Regions from separate parts of the Homo sapiens genome. Here region 2 is linked to region 1. Evidence: chromatin contacts called from ENCODE Hi-C data. All regions are on one chromosome and are shown on one strand. Each heading gives the region's core, a stretch centred on a gene start or an enhancer-like site at or near the end of the contact. The rest is flanking DNA. Distances are from core to core; before and after follow the strand shown. Region 1 overlaps ADAMTSL2 (ADAMTS like 2). Region 2 overlaps VAV2 (vav guanine nucleotide exchange factor 2).

Region 1 (2,966 bases), core at 1-2,500:
CCCCTCGCAGGTCAGTGAGCTTGCAGGATGTGCCGTCGCGGGCGGGGACCATGAGCTGCCGCTGGCCGTCCACGGTGGTACAGTGCAGGTCACACGGTTTGCTGGAGATGTGGACATAGTCATCTGGTGGAGGGAGACAAAGACAGAAGGTTTCAGCGGGGCAGGAAATGCCGGATTCAGAGGACTTCCCTTTTCCTCCCTCTGAGACAGCTCCCATTGCATAGATGGGGCAACTCAGGCCTGGAGAACAGAAGGAACCTGTCCAGGTCTCAGTGGCAGAAACTGATGGGTCTTCTGGCTCAGCCCACACCCCGTGAGTTCCAGCTTCTACCTCCTCGTGAGTGGGGAGCAGCGCCTGAGACCCATACTGGGGTTCCCCCTCTGCAGGAGGTCTGAGCCAACTCGACACCCCTGTGCTGCTGGCCCTGGGCACCCCAGCCCTGGCCCTTGCGGGTGAGCAGGAGAAGGATGAAGCATTTACACTGTTGCCTGAGCTACTTGCTTTCCATGGGACCGTGTGGGCAGTCTCCGTTTGGGATCGTCTAGGCTGGTTCCTGTCTGTGCCCAGGAGCCAGTAAGTAAGTGAGCAAGTCACCACTGCCGTCAGAGGTCAGGTCTGCAGGGAACTCAGTCCCGTAATCTGTCCTGCGTTGATGTCATGGGTCATGGGGGAGGGGACAGACCCCTGGGCCAGGGCTCAGGAGACCCAGGTTCATTCCTGGCTCTTCGTCTGACCACCTCCATTTCCCCACCTGCCCACCCGTCGAGTTTGGTCCCAGGTGCCGGAAGGGCTACCCCCAAAGCTCAGTCAGCTCCCTGCAAGGTGGGTCCCCAGGGCGGCAGGTACCCGGGTACAGAGGCTTCCACTGGTGCGTCCGCCCGTTGTACACGTGGGAGTTGAAGGAGACGCACTGCTCCTCGCGGAAGCTCCTCCCGTCCGGCGGACACTCCTGGGAAGCGAAGGGACAGGGAGGCTCCGGGAGGAACTCGGCCCGACAAAGGCATTTTTGTCCAGGCTAAGCAGGAAGTGGCTGCAGCCGGGACAGCCGGGACAGCCGGGACAGCCGTGCGGGGGCCACGGCCCACGGGGTGGCCTCTAGGGCTCCTGCGCGCTCCCATGCGCTCTCAGGAGGGAGCAAGGACGCAGGAAAGGGCAGCTCCGCCCCCCACGCCAGCCCTCCGCCTACTCTAGACACAACCCTCCCAGTCCCCACCACGCCTTCTCCCAGCCTTGCGGTGGAGGGGACATGACCCTAGGATGGCTGGCAAGGGTGCTCCCCTCGCCCGTGTCCTCAGCAGGCCCTGACTGTGTGTCTACAGTGACGGGACAGGGCCTGGCACACGGTCCGTGGCCATGCACACTGCGTAAATCAGGAAGATCGTGGTCCTGACTCCATAAAGAGGAACCCAGCGTGCAGACAAGAGACTCATCCTCGGAGGGGACCCAGCTTAGTCGTGCCGGGGCCAGAGCTCAAACCTGGGTCCCTCTCATGCTGGAGCTCATAAATGCCCCTCCCCCAACCCTGGCTGCACTGCCCTAGGAGGGCAGCTGACCAGGTGACGCCAACACAGAAGCGGTGGCCACCTGCCTCCCTCCAGCCCCTCACTCCCTGCACGTGCGCACACACCCCCTGAGACACACAGACACAGAGACCCCCAGCTGCTCTGCCTTCCCTGCCCAGGCAAGCCACACGAGCCAGCCTGGGAGGCCCAGATCCCAGCTCGGCGTGCCCCAGCCTCACGCCCTGCAGTCCTTGGAAAGGTGTTCAGGTTCCAACTGCCCAGGGCCCCACTGAGAGCTGCCTGGTCAGAGTCAGAACCTCCTCTTCAGCCTCGGCTACCCAAGGAAGCTGATGGGGGCTGGAGCAGAAGGGCTCCGAGAGCAACCCAGGGAACTGTTTTATGGCGTGGGGGGTACTGTTTCATGGGACGGGGAAGCCTGGCAACTGCTGGGTCTCTGTGAGCACCAGGTGCACGAATGTTGTGAGTAAAGTGGAGCTGCGACCAGAGACCCCAAACCTTGAGGCTGCACTTGAAGTTCCAGGAGCAGAGTGAGTCCGCCCGTCCCAGCATTGCTGAGCACATGTGAGCACAGGGACAGTGGTCTGGACAGTGGATGGCTCCGTACTAGCCCAGGGCCCCCCGCAGCCTTCTCAACCCTGCTCCTGGGCTCTCCTTGAAGAGCAGCCCACAACAGAATGCCCAGAATGCCCAGGAGCCACCTGGAAGACCCCCTGAAAACTGCATGATGACAGGGAGAGCAGGCCATGGTGCCCCTGCCCGGGCCGGGCCTCACCTGCACTCTGCAGAGCTGGTACCGCTTGGACGTGCCCGTGCAGGTCCTGTTCCCGGGGCCCGGGACGGACTTCCTCCTGGCAGAAAGATGCAGGCTCGGAGTGAGGGCTGCAGAGGAGTTTCAGGAATGTCGCCTGGGCTGGCCCCACGGCCACTGGGATCCAGAATCTCCCGATACCCGTGACCCAGAGGGCTCCTTCCTCCCTACTCAACTCCCACCCCGTACACACACCAGAGCCAAGGGGGAATGAGATTTGATTCACTTCTACATCAGCAGCACATAGCACAGGGGCTCAGTACACAGAATTGAAACAACCACATGGGTTGTGTGCCAGGCCTGTGCCCAGGTGCACACACATGTGTGTTCTCAGAAGCATGAGGTGAGACCAGCACGCTCTCCATGCCATGGATGAGAAAACTGATGCTCAGAGAGGTTAAGTGACTTGCCCAAGGTCATACAGTGAGGGAGTAGCACAGGCTAGATAGGAGCCAGGTCCATCTGGCAGCGGAGGCTTTCCTGCCAGTCCTCTGCTTCTCCCGGGGCTCCCTGGCATATTCTAAAGACCCTCACTCAGGTCTTCAGAAGAGAAGTCAGGGTGGTTCTCCGCCTCCAGGACAGACCTCTAGAAATGGCTCCTGCCCTCTCGTGAAAGGGCTTTCCTGGTGCCCTG
Region 2 (6,763 bases), core at 1,400-3,899, 330 kb before region 1:
ACCCCTGCACCCAGGCAGCCTTGATCAGCCTTTTAAACAGTTCTGGCTGTGTCCTCTCTGGCTGTGTCCATCCCTGTGGCCTCCTGCCCAGGCCTTCCTGCCATCGTGCACCTGGCCTGGTTAGAAGACTCCTTGGGGCCGCCCCCCTCCCGCGGTCCTGCCTTCCCTCCACCCAGTATCCTCTTTGCAGCCTGAAGCATCTCTCAAACACCAGCCTGACCCTGCACTCCCACTGCCCCAGGCGAGGCCAGCTCCTTGGCCCTGTGTCCGACAGGCCTCCGCTCTTTGGTCCCCTGTGTGGCCATGGCCGCTCTCCGGGCCTGTGCGTGGGCTCTGCCCCTGCACGTTCTCCTGGCCTTGGCTGACTGGCTGCTCTCCCTCAGTCCCAGGGGGCCTGCCTTCCTTAGGGGAATAGTCTTTGCTCCACACCCACCCCGTCCCTTGCCCCCTACCACTCTTGTCTCCACAGCGCCTCTGCTGGCAGCGGTCAGTGGTGCTGGGCGTGGGAGCAGGGCGTGCCTGAATGGGGCCATCCCAGGGGAGATGCATGCTCCTTTCCAATATTGTATTAGTCAGGGTTCTCCAGAACAGCAGCGCTGATAGCATATGGATAGATAGGAAGATTTAATACCAGGGACTGGCTCACACGATCCTGGGGGCTGAGAAGTCCTGAAACCAGCTGCTGTGAAGCTGGAGGTCAGGAAGGCTGGTAGTGCAGCTCCAGTCCTGATCCGAAGGCCCAAGACCCAAGGGGCCTGATGGCGTGAGTCCCAGTCTGAGCCCAAAGGCCTGAGAACGACGAGCGTCGATGTCCGAGGGCAGGAGATGATGGCTGTGCCCGCTGGGCAGTGAGTGAATAAGGCCTTCGTCTGCCATCATGACCTGTTTGGGCCCCCGCAGTTGGGTGAGGCCCGAGGGCACGGGAGGCGTCTGCTATACTCGGCTGCCGACTCAGATGCTGGTCTCCTCTGGAAATGCTGCCCAGCCACTCCGGAGGTAATGTCCTACCTGCCCTCTGGGTACCCCTTAGCCCAGGCAGGATGGTGCCGTAGCATTAGCCACATTAGCCATCACAAACGTCAATTCATTCTATAGCCTCTTGTGCTAGAGGGGACTGGAGCGGGGGCCTCGCGTGTGTTCCTGCGGTGTTTCTCAGCAGGTCCTGGCGCAGGGCAGTTGGTAGCTGAGCTTTTGAAGGGACTGGCAGGGTCAGTCCTGCCGTGCGCTGCAGTGCCGGGCAGTCTGTGCCTCCAAGGGGATCGCCTGTTTCTTTGCTACTTTATCATAGGCCTGCGCCTCCTCCAGGCAGCCCTCACTTCGAGCTGCTCAGACTCTCTGACTACAATTCTGGGTTGCCCAGAGCCTGCCTTTTGTCTGTGGGGCCCCCTCTGCCTGCTCAGGGCCTGCCCTCTGCCTGATGAGCTCCTTAGCCGGCAGAAGGGTGGCCTGTTCCCATCAGCTGTGGATAGCTCCCCGGGGCTGTGGCGCTGGGCTGTGTGGTGGGGGCAGTTGGCTCTGTGAAGCCAGGCCAGGCAGTGGCTGGGGACTGGGTCTGGCCTTGGCACGGAGGGTTCGGCACTCGGCTCTGGCCCTGTGAACCCGGGTTCCCAGCCCACCCTGAGTGACCTCCTGAGCCCCGGCTTGCACACACGTGACCTGAGCGTGGTGAGAGTTCAGAGCTTGGGGGCAGTGAAAGAAACGCAGGTGATCCCGTGAAGCGCTCAGTCTGGGGTCTGCAGCGGGAGAGCCTGTGATTCTGTTTTTATGGTGACCGTCCTCATTCCCACCCTTGTTCTTTCTGGGGCTGCTCTGCCCCGACTGGCTATGGGGCCTTGGATGAGACGCACCCATTTCTAGACCCGTCTTCTCTGTGTGTAAGGTGAGGGTTCTGGACGCATGTTTCCCCCAAGGCCTCTTGCAGCTCGGACCATGCACAGCGCCTGGCTCCATGAGGCCTCCACGCCCCACTTCCTGCCTGGACAGTCTGCAGTTGTGGGCTGGGGAGGGAGATGGATCCTAGGGTCCCACATGGGAATCTGCCTGTGTAGACGCCTGTGTTCCAGCCCCTTGGTTCACTGTCTCCACCTCTGGGAAGAGGGAAGGGTCCAAGGAAGAAGCAGCGCAGGAGGTTCTTGGAGGGGGCAAGACATCTGTGTAGAGAGTGGGGTGGTGTGGGGGAGGCCAGAACCCCTCCCTCCTGCCCTTGAGGTGCTGTTCCCATAACCCCACCTTGGCCTCAAGGTCTGGGCGGGTACCTTGAGCTTCCTGTGGGATTCTTGTACCTTGGAGGCAGTGACTCACGCGCTAGGCAGCAGATCTGTGTCATGGTCTCCGGCCTTGCCTCTGATTAAAGAGGGACTGATGCGGCTCGTCTGCAGCCTGGGTCTGGGATGCCTCCCACACTGGAACCCACCTTTATCCCCGCTTTTTCCTGGTGGACAGGGGAGGGAGGCGCCATCTGTGCCTGGCTCCTGCAGCCACAGCAGCGCTGAGTGATGCCCAGGAGGGGCTGGGGAGTGTCTCTGGGAATGAGAGAGCAGCATTCGCAGACAGTGAGTGGCCCAGCCTGCCCAGCCAGTCTTGCTGGGACAGGTTTACTGGCCTTGCAGGCTGCAGGCCCCCACTCAGAAACCTTGCTTTCATGCCTGGAGGCTGTGGTTTGTCCCTCAGCTTCAAATCCAGGATGGATAGCCGGCCCTCCAGGGCAGGGCGGCGTGGAGAGCCGGGCTCTGCTGCCAGAGGCACCAGCTGTCTGCCCCAGCCCCGGTGACTCCTCCTCAGAAAGGGGAGAGCCACAGAACCATCTCGTGGGGGGTTTTGAGGGAATAAAATGAAATAAACCTGGGAAAGATCTGGCAGGCAGGAGGCCTAGACGGTGGTTAGCTGTCCTGGAGGACGCCGTGTCTGGGAGAGACGAGCCTCAGGCTCCAAACAGGAACCCCTCGTTCTAGGCTGGGCCCTGCCTGGAAGTTGCTGGGTGGGCTTGTGAAGCTCTTGCATCTTCCCAGCTGGGTTTTAGGTTTCCCATCTCAAAATTGGAGAATTTGGACCAGATGGCTGCTAAGCTGCTTCCATGAAGGACGGGAAATTCCCCCCAACAGCCCCTGACCCCCGACTGATTCCTGTAGAGTTTCCTGGTGGGGAGCAGCTGCCGCCTGATGCAGCTGCCTCATGCAGCTTGCCCAGCCCTGGGACACAGGGCTTCCGTGCTGGCATTAGGAACAGTGGGCAGTCAGTGTTCAGGGGACCTGAGGCTATTGGTCCAGGCGTTTCCCAGGGCAGTGCCGCTCCTGTCTTGGGTGCTGATTGCTTTCACAGGCAGCGTCTGCCCGGAGCACTGTGCAGAGACAGCTGCAGAGGCCAGTGTCTTCAGCAGGGGCATGGTGACCAGCTAGTGACTCCACCGTGAGCACAGTGGGACTGGGAGTGTGGCAGGACGCCCTTTGCCATCTGTATGTCTTGCGGTTTCCTTATTCCACACACAGGGAAACCGAGGCCCAGAGAGGAGTGGCTGAGATCGTCCGTGGCAGGCTTAGGACTTGATCCCAGCTCTGGCGTAATGTCCTGGTCTGAGCCTCTGTACTGTTTTGCTCAGGATCTCAGATTAAATTGCAGCTTCCCTCACATGCCCAGCACAGAGCAGGCACTCAGCTAACATGTGAGCCCAGTTGCTGTTGTGTGTTTTCCTGTCTTCCTTCCTCCCTCCCCCACCCCCCCGCCCCCTCCCTCTGTCGCCCAGGCTGGAGTGCAGTGGCTCAAGCTTGGCTCACTGCAACCTCCGCCTCCTGGGTTCAAGCAATTCTTCTGCCCCAGCCTCCCAAGTAGCTGAGATTACAGGTGCACACCACCACACCTGGCTAATTTTTGTATTTTTAGTAGAGATGGGGTTTCACCACGTTGCCCAGGCTGGTCTAGAACTTCTAGCTTCAAGTGATCTGCCTGCCTCTGCCTCCCAGAGTGCTAGGATTACAGGCGTGAGCCACCCCCTTGTGTGCTTTTCTGTCCACCCATCTGCCCCGCTTCTTGAGCGGTAGACTCTGTCTTAGTCAAGAAGCTCCCAGAGCCCCATGGTTGGAGTGGCCGCCTGGAGAGGACGTGCTGCCCCGGATACTCCACCAGCTTACGCCTCCTCCTGTGCTCCAGGAGGCCACCTGGGCCCACTTCTCCCTTCCAGCCTCTTCTCTCCCCGGGTCCCAAGGTGCACAAAGCGACTCTGACCCCCGGGGCTTCCCTGCCAGCCTTCCTGCCTCTGCTCCAGGCTTTGGGTTTCCTCTGGAGGTGTCGGGAACTGGGCCTAGGACCCCGACCCTTCAAGCCGAGGAGAGGCTGTGCCCCCACATGCTGGTTGGGGCAGCTGGGCCAGTGTAGCTGACTGCAGTGGGGAAAAGACGGTGCGCGGAGTGAGGACGCCATCAGCCCTTTTCCTCTAGCCTGGCCACACCATGGCAGAGAAGAGGGGGAAGTTAGACTCGCAGTCACCCACCCAGCACAGCCATGGAAACATGGAGGACGTGGGTGCTGGGAGCCGAGCATGCAGGGAGGAAGCCAGGGCTTGCAGTTTTCTTTGGGGCTGGCCCCTGCCCCTGCCCCTTTCTTCTCTTCCCTCTTGGGGTCGGCCAGGTCACTGACGCCCTGGTTCACATACGATCAGTCTCCCCACATCCCTGGCCCTGGCCAGTGTCCCGTTCACAGCTATGCCATCTCTGGGGGCTTCTCAGCCACCCCCTTGAGGAGCTCACAAGGATTTTCAGGTCTGCCCTCTGTGCCAGTGCCTGAGAGTCCTGGATGTGATTCCAGCTGGGAGAACCTTCCAGACTAGAATCCCAACATTTCATTCCCAGTGGGGCAGACACTCAGAGGAAGGGTGGAGCGATGACCCCATGGAGCCAGGGTCTAGCTGGAGGCTGTGTCCCTGAACCACCTGCTGGGGGCTCAGAAGGGGCAGGGCTGGCCCCCACCCCTGGGCAGGTGGTGGCTCTCAGGTACCTTACTGTTAGGAGCTGGGCTCTGAGTCAGACCCAGGCTTCAGCCTCCCACAGCAATGAGACCTTGGTCGAGTCATGTTACCTCTCTGAACTTGGGTTTTCTCAGTGGCAAAATAGGGTCAGTGGTGCCTCCATGGTGGGTGGTTGGGACCCCCCACCATTAGGGAGGACATTTGTACAGAAATTGTCAAGGGTGTATTAGGGACTCAGGGAGATAGGTATGAGGCTGCCGTCAGGGGCTCATCTTCTCTCTCTTCTCTCCTTACTTCATCAGAAGGGACTGGGGCAAAGGGATCTCTCTGAGTCGGCATCCATCTACCCACCATCCATCCATCCATCCATCCATCCATCCATCCATCCATCCATCCATCCGCTTCTCCATCCATCCATCCATCCATCAATCAATCCATCCATCTGTCCATCCATCCATCCATCCGTCCGTCCATCTATTCATCCATCCATCCATCCACCCACCCATTTACCATCTGTCCATCCGCCCCTCCATTCATCCATCCACCCCCAATTCATCCATCCACCCACCCACTTATCCATCCACCCACCCACTCACTTATCTATCCATCTGTCCATCCATCCATCCATCTGCCCACCCACCTACGTACCCACTTATCCATCCAGCCAGCCATCCATTCATCCACCCACTCATCTATCCATCCATCTGCCCACCCATCCATCTGCCCATCCATCCATCCATCTGTTCACCCACCCACTTATCCATCCATCCATCCACCCACCCACGCATTTATCCACCCATTCACCCACCCACTCATCTATCCACCTGTCTGCCCATCCATCCATCCATCTGTTCACCCACCCACCCACTTATCCATCCATCCATCCATCCATCTACCCACCCACCCACCCGTCTACCCATCTGCCCATCCATCCACTCATCCATCCATCCATCCACCCACCCACCCACGCACTCACCCATATCCATCCACCCACCCACCTACCCACTTATCCATCCATCTGCCCATCCCATCCACTCATCAATCTATCCATCCATCCACCCACCCACCCACTTATCCACCCACATACCCACTTATCCATCCATCTGTCCATCCACCCACCTGTCCACTCATCTGCTGATCCATCCGTCTGTTCACCCACCCACCCACTTATCCATCCACCCACCCACCGACTTATCCATCTATGTCATAGACAAGGAGCACCCACAGAGTGTAAGACACAAAGATTCGGGCTGCTGGTCCCCAAGGCTCAGGTGGTCTCTCAGACTCCTGCATTTGAAGGTGTTGATCCAGACCCACTGAGATGAGGAAGTATATATTTGGGTATCATTTTTACATCCTGTTGAAAGCTCCAGGAAGAGTGGGCCAATTCTGAGCTGTTCATTTACAGAGAAGTTGCTCTCACCTTTTTCTTTCCTTCTAAATGACTTTCGAGCCCTGATCTTCTTTGTAAGGACAACCAGACCCTCCTTTCATGCATTCCCCTTCAGAGTCGCTGCTAGTTGCCTGGCTCGAGTGAGTGGCATTTTTCATTTTGCCGCTCAGCTGTCTTGGGGCCTGGGGGCGGCTCCCACCTCTCTTCCTGCACTCTGCCGGCCCCCTAGAAGAAACTTCTGATATTGATGTTGGGCCCCACAGCCCTGCCATTGCCCAATGCACTGGCTGAGAAGTGCCTTTCCTGCTCGCTTTTGTTTTTCCAGCCTCCTCCTGGTGGCAAAACCTGAATGTGAAGCTGTGATTGCACATGTTTTGTAATTATCACTACTCGATGGTCGCTTGTCATTCTGA

What was found. A loop is a pair of places that touch in the nucleus more often than their neighbours do.
Region 2: a map of vagina shows a loop between it and region 1 (6-fold over the local background). The contact joins two enhancer-like sites. A Hi-C loop is called at or near these places in 1 of 168 maps with a recorded cell type or tissue (vagina).

Annotation. Positions count from the first base shown.
Region 1 is chr9:133,537,755-133,540,720 of GRCh38, reverse strand. It overlaps ADAMTSL2 (ADAMTS like 2), which reads right to left. Exons shown (of 19, transcript NM_014694.4): 4 at 2,297-2,372; 5 at 848-950; 6 at 1-123. Among named protein-coding and RNA genes, the nearest start is that of ADAMTSL2, 4.5 kb to the right of the region's middle. RefSeq lists enhancers at 1-101, 835-1,566. Within about 2 kb of position 1,250, at least 10 of the 41 ENCODE cell types and tissues checked have a DNase peak (open chromatin) inside an H3K27ac peak, as active enhancers do.
Region 2 is chr9:133,870,062-133,876,824 of GRCh38, reverse strand. The region is part of intron 2 of VAV2 (vav guanine nucleotide exchange factor 2); the gene reads left to right. Among named protein-coding and RNA genes, the nearest start is that of VAV2, 120 kb to the left of the region's middle. RefSeq lists enhancers at 1-156, 157-892, 1,678-2,877, 3,874-4,374, 4,375-4,875. Within about 2 kb of position 2,649, at least 5 of the 41 ENCODE cell types and tissues checked have a DNase peak (open chromatin) inside an H3K27ac peak, as active enhancers do.